Regions from separate parts of the Homo sapiens genome. Here region 1 is linked to region 2. Evidence: chromatin contacts called from ENCODE Hi-C data. All regions are on one chromosome and are shown on one strand. Each heading gives the region's core, a stretch centred on a gene start or an enhancer-like site at or near the end of the contact. The rest is flanking DNA. Distances are from core to core; before and after follow the strand shown. Region 1 overlaps INPP5A (inositol polyphosphate-5-phosphatase A). Region 2 holds the start of LRRC27 (leucine rich repeat containing 27).

The links. A loop is a pair of places that touch in the nucleus more often than their neighbours do. Pooled maps may share reads with other maps.
Region 1: a loop to region 2 is called in a pooled map, with 3 times the contacts of the local background. The contact joins the enhancer-like site here to the promoter of LRRC27 in region 2. A Hi-C loop is called at or near these places in 7 of 50 pooled maps.

What each region holds. Positions count from the first base shown.
Region 1 is chr10:132,629,573-132,633,141 of GRCh38, forward strand. The region is part of intron 2 of INPP5A (inositol polyphosphate-5-phosphatase A); the gene reads left to right. Among named protein-coding and RNA genes, the nearest start is that of INPP5A, 94 kb to the left of the region's middle. RefSeq lists an enhancer at 1-3,569. Within about 2 kb of position 2,044, at least 25 of the 41 ENCODE cell types and tissues checked have a DNase peak (open chromatin) inside an H3K27ac peak, as active enhancers do.
Region 2 is chr10:132,330,218-132,334,029 of GRCh38, forward strand. It overlaps LRRC27 (leucine rich repeat containing 27), which reads left to right and starts at 1,976. Exons shown (of 11, transcript NM_030626.3): 1 at 1,976-2,039; 2 at 3,260-3,517. The coding sequence starts at 3,308. It also overlaps a transcript of STK32C not described here. RefSeq lists an enhancer at 1,259-1,793 and a silencer at 1,678-1,797.

The sequences.
Region 1 (3,569 bases), core at 794-3,293, 300 kb after region 2:
GGCTCCAGGGTTGGTGCTAGTGGCTGTGGAATGAGTGTTCACTTGCTGCTGCGTGGTTTGGCCCTTCCCTCTGCATTGTGCGGACAGCCCTGTGCTGCGGCAGTTCTCCACATGCATTCCACACGTGAGCATCCATGAGGGGTGGGTATCCACAAGGGAATGGCATCCACGATGGCCAGGTGGCCTCCGGGGAAGCTGTCCTCCAGGGAAGGCATCCATGAGGGAGGGTCCATGAGTGGAGGGTATCCATGAGGGAGGGGTGTCCACAAGGGCAGGGTGTCCTCCAGGGGAAGCTGCCCTCCAGGGAAAGACAATCATAAGGGGAAAGTGTCCATAAGGGGAAGGCATCCAAGAAGGGTGGGCGTCCTTGAGGGGAGAGTGTTCTTGAGGGCAAAGCGTTCTTGAGGGAACGTCATCCTCGAGGGAAAAGCATCCTCCAGGGGAAGGTGGCATCCATGAGGGAAAGGTGTTCATGGAGGAGGGCGTCCTCGAGGATAGGGTACCCTCTAGGGAAAGACATCCTTCAGAAAGGCATCTATGAGGGGATGATGTCCTCCAGGAAAAGGCGTCTATGAGGGAAAGCCATCCATGAAGAAAAGGCGTCCATGAGGGTAAGGTGTCCATGAGGGGAAGGCGTCCATGAGGGAAAGCTGTCCATGAGGGGAAGACGTCCATGAGGGGAAGGCGTCCATGAGGGGAAGGCATCCTTGAGGGGAAGGCATCCTCCAGGGATATGTGTCTGTGAGGGGAGGGTGTCCTCTAGGGAAAGGCCTCCATGAGGGAAAGACGTCCTTGAGGGGAGGTGTCCTTGAGGAAAAGATGTCTATGAGGAGATGGTGTCCATAAGGGAAAGGTGCCCATGAGGGGAGGGTGTCCTTGAGGGGAAGGCAAGCTCTAGGGAAAGGCATACATGAAGAGAGGCCATCCTTGAGGAAAAGGCATCCATGAGGGAAAGGCTTTCATGAGGGAAAGATGTCCATGAGGGGAAGACATCCATGAGAGGAAGACGTCCATGAGGGGAAGACGTCCATGAGGGGAAGACATCCATGAGGGGAAGACATCCATGAGGGGAAGACATCCATGAGGGGAAGACATCCATGAGGGGAAGGCATCAGTGAAGTGAAAGTGTCCATGAGGGTGGGGGGCGGGTGGGGCCTCGGTCGCACCTGCCATGACCCTGGACTTAACCTTGCCCTGCCCTGTGCGGTGGTGGGGGCCGGGAGGCGGCGGGGGCGGCGGGGGACGTGCTTCTTAAACTAGAGCTGATTTGTGGGAGCTTCGATGGCCCAAGCCCGGACTTTGTTCGGGTTAGAGCCCTGCGTTTCCACCTCTGCCCGTGGCGTCTCCGGCAGCAGCTTCTGGCTCCATCTGCAGATTTGCTTAAGTCACTTGCCCTATCTCTGGGGGGAAGGCTGCTGCATGTGGTCAGTGTGGTAGAACCCACAGTCTCCCCAAAAAACCTCTAGGCTGTGCTTGGGTGGGGCCTGCTGGGTCCCACACCCCTCCCCATGGTGGCCCAGCCCCACGCAGGGCCAAGGAAAGGCAGCTCCAGATCACACAGGCTGGCCAGGCTGCCTGCGGTGAGGTCATGGAAACTCATGGTGTCCTGTGTGCAGGGCGGAGAGAAGAACAGGCCCCTGCCCACACAGCTGCTCCGTGTGCCCTGGCCGGTCCCATCGGCTGCGCCTTGAGGAGGCTGTCTGACCAGGGGCCTGTGGGAACCTGGGTCTGGTTGGTCACAAACAGGCCTCTTTCTGGGGTCCCAGCACCCGTTGCAGCCCAGCCCAGCCCCGAAGGGACCTGGAGAGGAGAGCCCCCACCCAGGGCAAGGGTGGGCAGCGGGGATTTTAAACAGGGTGTTTTCCAGGCGTCGTTGGCAAGTAACTGTGGCCTTTTTCTATCAAGAAATTCCCGTGTCCCTCTGCGCGCCTTATCTTGGCATGGGGCTTCCACTGGGGTGCTGTGCAGGATGTAATTCCTTTTTAGGTCACTCCGATACTCCTCTTTGGAGAACGCCTGACAGGGCCTGGCTGTTGCTATTTTTAACACCGAGTCTTGGCCGTGCCGATGGACGTGGCCTGGGCAGGCCTGTGCTGCCTGTTTCCTGGGAACCAGGGGCCCTTCGTGCTGGGCCCCGCTCCGCGGCAGAAGCAGGGTGCTGCTTGTTTGGCTGGTGAACGTGCTTTTTCTTGCCATGCCTTTCCAAGATATTTTTCCTGGGCCTTCCTATGAAGCATCCAGTTCAAGGACACTATAATAAAACAACCCATGTGGTTTTATTGACTGCCCTTTTTTCCTTTAAGGTAGGAGCACCTGCTTTTTCACTGTAGAATTTTGGTGAAGAAAATGCACAGCTTTGGGCCGTGACTTCCCCGATAGTTCCAAGGTCACGCATGCCAGTGTCATTGTCACTCAGGGCGTGAAGTGCTGAGCAGAAGCTCAGACTCGTGGGTGGAGATGTGCACCCCCATGGGGGTTGTGTCTCTTCACAGCCCTGCCTGGTAACCTGGGGACACTCGGTCACATCTGTGCTTTGCAGCAGTGTGTTTCCAGCCAGGCCTGACCCAAGCGTGCTGTCCGACACTGTGGCGTGGCCTTTCCTGTCCATCCTCTGCGGTCCAGCAATATGTTTTGTTGAAGGGATCTTTGTCCAGGATCGTGCAGGCTGCAGAGGCTCCCAGGCCAGCCCTGGGGAGCTGCTTGGCTTTCTGCAGCTGCCTAGAGCTCTGTGTGTGTCCCTGTCCTCCCGGATGCCAGGGCGCCTGTGTCCCCTGTGGCTGTATCTCTCTGGCACGGGCCAACGCCTGTGGTGTGAGTAGCTGTGTCTGGCTGGTGTCACCTCACTCTGTCCAGCCTGTGCTGAGCCTGGATGCCAGCATTGTTGACACCTCACAGCGACCGTCTCAGGAAGGCATGTGCCGAAGTGGATCCTCTGAGAGGCAGGAACCAGGCCCCAGAATTCCCGCCAGGAAGGGGTCCAGCAGGAGCCCGTGCCCGGTGTGCTTCCTGGAAAGCCCACACTTCCACCCACCACCACTGCACCCCGCCCAGATTGTCATGGGCACTGACTGAATTGATCAGGAACTTGGGAGCCAGGTGTGAAATGCAGCCATTATTAAAAATCAAATTATATAAACCTGTAATAAAGTAAATATATTAAAACCAAAGGCAATAAATGCCCCACACTCATCCCTTCCTAATTATTGTACTGTTACGTATGATCTTGACTATTTAGCTCTGTGTCTGGGTGAGGGAAATACTCACACAGTATTTGATGTGTGAATGATGGTGCCTTGCCGAGCACCTCTCCTACCCCAGGTTCAGTGATGCCACATCGGTGGCTTAGCGTTGGCCATGGCGGGGCATTCACACCTCGGAAGGGCAGTCCCAGGGCCTCGCCTGGAGAGCTAGTATTGAGAGCTTTCGAGCACACCACTGCCTGGGGAGTTGGGGGGCTGGTTCTGTCTCCCTTCCCCATGGAGGAGGCCTCTGTCCCCAGGGCAGGGGCTCCTGGGTGCTGGCTTACTTGGTCAGGTAAAGACATTGCAACAAAGGTGCCCTGTCCCTGG
Region 2 (3,812 bases), core at 726-3,225:
AATTAATGTAGCATGAAAAATGTGAAACAAAAACCTGAGGCAACAATAACAAGCAAGAGGGAATACGCTCAAATGGTTAGTAAATGTTTTATTTGTGAAAAGAGATACTGGAATGCTGAAACTTGTTAGAAATAGCATCGTGCTGAAATCTTCCATCCCCTTCGCCACTCACGGCAACACCCATGTCACTCCTCATTCTCTCCTTGCTCTGCCCGGGTGGCTGGCCTCCCCACGCTCCTGAGAAGGTACTGGTTGTGCTTTCAGCTTCCTGATTGGTAGATAGTTGGGTATGTACGAAAACTTTTTTTTTGAGACAGGGTCTCGCTGTCACCGAAGCTGACATTAAGTGGCACAATCATAACTCACTGCAGCCTCAAAATCCTAGGTTCAAGCGATCCTCTTGCCTCACCCTCCCACACAGCTGGAACTACAGGTGTGTGCCACCACACCCAGCATTTTTTTTTTTTTTTTTTTTTAATTTTTGTAGAGACTGGGTTGCCCAGGCTGGTCTCCAACTCCTGGCCTCAAGCGATCTTCCCACCCTGGCCTCCCAAAGTGCTAGGGTTACAGGCGTGAGCCATCGTGTCCGGCCTAAAAAACATTTCTTACTGTGATCTCTTCACAAAAATAAAACGTAAATCCCCTCAAAGTGGATAGTCGTTTCTCCACATAATTATGTCGTTTCCTTTAAAAAGTGGAATCAGGCCGGGCACGGTGGCTCATGCCTGTAATCCCAGCACTTTGGGAGGCCGAGGGGGGCGGATCATGAGGTCAGGAGATCGAGACCAGCCTGGCCAACATGATGAAACCCCGTCTCTACTAAAAATACAAAAATTAGCTGGACGTGGTGGCGCGCGCCTGTAGTCCCAGCTACTGGGGAGGCTGAGGCAGGAGAATTGCTTGAACCTGGGAGGCGGAGGTCGCAGTGGGCCGAGATCGCGCTACTGCACTCCAGCCTGGGAGACAAAGCAAGACTCCACCTCAAAAAAAAAAAAAAAAAAAAAAAAGTGAAATCATGGCAGACTCCAGCTAAACTGTCCGGGTTTCCAGAGTGTTTCTGGGTGGGACAGAGGGTGCTACTTTTCATTATCAGTTGGATCCTGGAATGAAGGTGCACGGGACTCCAGGGTTCCACAGGACCACGCGAGCACCTCCCCTCCCGCCCGGTGTCATTTCATCTTCTTCCAAATTCTCAAAACCCTTCCTCAGGACACTCACTGCGTTTCCTCGCCCCCCTCACTCCTCCGTCCAGAGGCAGCCTTACTTCTCCAAAGAGGACGCTCTGAGTCTGCGTTCCCCTGGCAGCAAGTCCTGAGGCAAGATTTGGGGACAAGCAGCTCCTGTGGGAAGTGGCTCCAGGAAGCCCCAGGAGAGACGCGGGGAGTGAGCCCAGCGGGAAGGACAGGCAGCGAGGACCGCTCCAAAGGTGGTGCCTCAGCAGCAATTCTTTTCTGCTCGGCTGTCCTCGAGCAGCCCCGCCCGCCCCGGGCCCTCCGGCTCCCCAGACGGCACTTAGCATCCCGCTCTCTTCCTTCCCCTCTGTGCCAGGCCGGTCGCCCCTCCAGACCCTCGCGGTCTCTACTTGCCCGTCGACCACCACCCCTTCAAGGCCGCGGGCGCGGAAAAACGGATGCTACCGTTGGCCGCGTGCGTGCGCAGGCGCACCACCCCCTGCCACCCCCGCGCAGGCGCACCACAACCCCCCCACCGCAAGCGCAACCCCCCGCCCCAGCGCAGGCGCACCACACCCCGCCCCCTCCCGGGCAGGCGCACCACACCCGACCCCCTGCCGCGCAGGGGCACCCACACCCCGCCCCCGCACGCAGGCACAAACCCCCACAACACGCACACCCCCGCGCGCAGGCGCACCACACCCCTCGCGCAGGCGCATCACAGACACACTCGCGCTCAGCGTGGCGCCTGCGGGATTCCGTACCGGCGTCTCCATGGCGACCGCGTTGGCTGGGTGGCCTCCATTGTCGGGCTGCTGCTCTCAGCGGCGGGGCTCGCCAGCGCTTCAGTGGGCGGGGACGCGGCAGGTGAGACGGGGCGGGTACGGCCAGCTCGCTGAGCCCTCGAGGCGGGCGGCGGCAGGAAGGTGGTGCCTCGGCCCGTCGTGCCCTGTCGCCTAGCTCCAGCCGCGATGCTGACCGCAAAGGCTGCCCTTCTGAGGCCTGGAATGTGAGGCCCAGAGCGTCGGACCCAACTCAGCCTCGCCCGGATGGGGAAATCGAGGCAGGGAGCGGGGGTGGGCGTGCGTGGGGATCCCTTGAAGGCAGCCTCGGAAACCCCACGGAGCCTGCGCTGCCTGGGCCCTGTGTGAGTCCAGGCTGTTGTTTCACTTCTGGTTTTAAGATACTTTCCCTGTTCTGAGGTTTGAAGCCTCCCCTCCTCTGTTTTAAGTTCCGTGATTCGGAGAAAACAAGTGAACTGACCGTGAAAAAGCCCGCGGGCTTCCATGGAATGCAGGCTGCCTGGGGTTGAACCCTGCTGGGTCCCGGTGTCGCCTCTACCCCCCAATTAACTGCGCCCCTGGAACAGTTCCCTAACTGATCTGCGCCTCATATGCCAATCATTGGGCTGTTGAGTGACTTGAATTAGGTGAACTGATGCATTCCAACGTTGATTCTTATTGCCGAATAAATTGTTTGGAAATTGCAAGTGGAAGTGTGCCTCGCTGAATGAGATTTTGGTGAACAATACTTCTGAGTAAAAGTGTTGCTGGACAACGAAAATTCGAGATTAATTTAACAGGTTTTTCCCCGGTGCTTAACTGGGTGTAAGCCAGACTTAGTTCTGGTCACTGGGTCAAAATGGTAAACAAAAGACAGGCTTCCTGGCCTCAAGAAACTAAAAACATAGTTCAAATGGCACAGAACCACACCAGAGGTAAGAAACAGTGCAAATTTCCACCCGCCCCTAGTCATTTCATGGAAGCGTTGCAGTTGATTTACAGGCTTTGAAATGTTCCGATCTGTTTACATCCCTAAAATGATCATTACTATTGTGCGCCTTTGCGTTTTCCAGGAGTTAAATCTTGGAACTCCATTGTACAAAGTGAGAGCAGAGAATTTTAATCTGAACCTCTTTGTATTCCTTTTTTTTTTTTTTACATGTTTAAAAGTCAAATTTTTGCTACTGCTTAGGAAAAATGATAGCTTTTAAAGCAAGTTACATTACAGTAGATCTGCCACACAGCTATTCTGTTTTGCCTCGGTATAATTAGTTGCTTCTACGTTTCCCTTTCCCGTGTCTCCAGGTGACTCCAGACCAAGGAGGATGAGCTGCTGTCCCTGGAAGAGAACGGATGGAGGGAAGCAGCTCCTACGAAGTTCCCTCTGTGGCTGCTGCTGATCTGGAGGAGGGTGCTGGTCAGACTAGGAGCTTGCCTGCCACCCCCTCCAAAGATGTTCACAAGGGTGTTGGAGGCATCATCTTTTCCTCCTCACCGATTTTAGACTTGAGTGAAAGTGGTCTGTGCCGTTTGGAGGAGGTCTTTAGAATCCCCAGCCTTCAAGTAAGTGGGGCTGCTCCTCAGGCTGTGTGCCCACAGGTCCCCTATAGACAGAAATGGGAATGTACCCCTGGGCTTTATTTGTAGGCTTCTTTCTCTTTGGAATTGATGAATTCTAAAATTAAATAGAGGAAAGGTTAACTCATAGTTTCATACGCCAATCACAACAAAATGGGAAATTCATGATGGGGACCAACCAATGGAAATAGTACATCTATTTAGATGAAGGTGTCTGTTCTCTTCCTTGCAGTTCATCTCTCAAAACCTGTGGTAGAAACTACTGCCAAACACGCTTGGT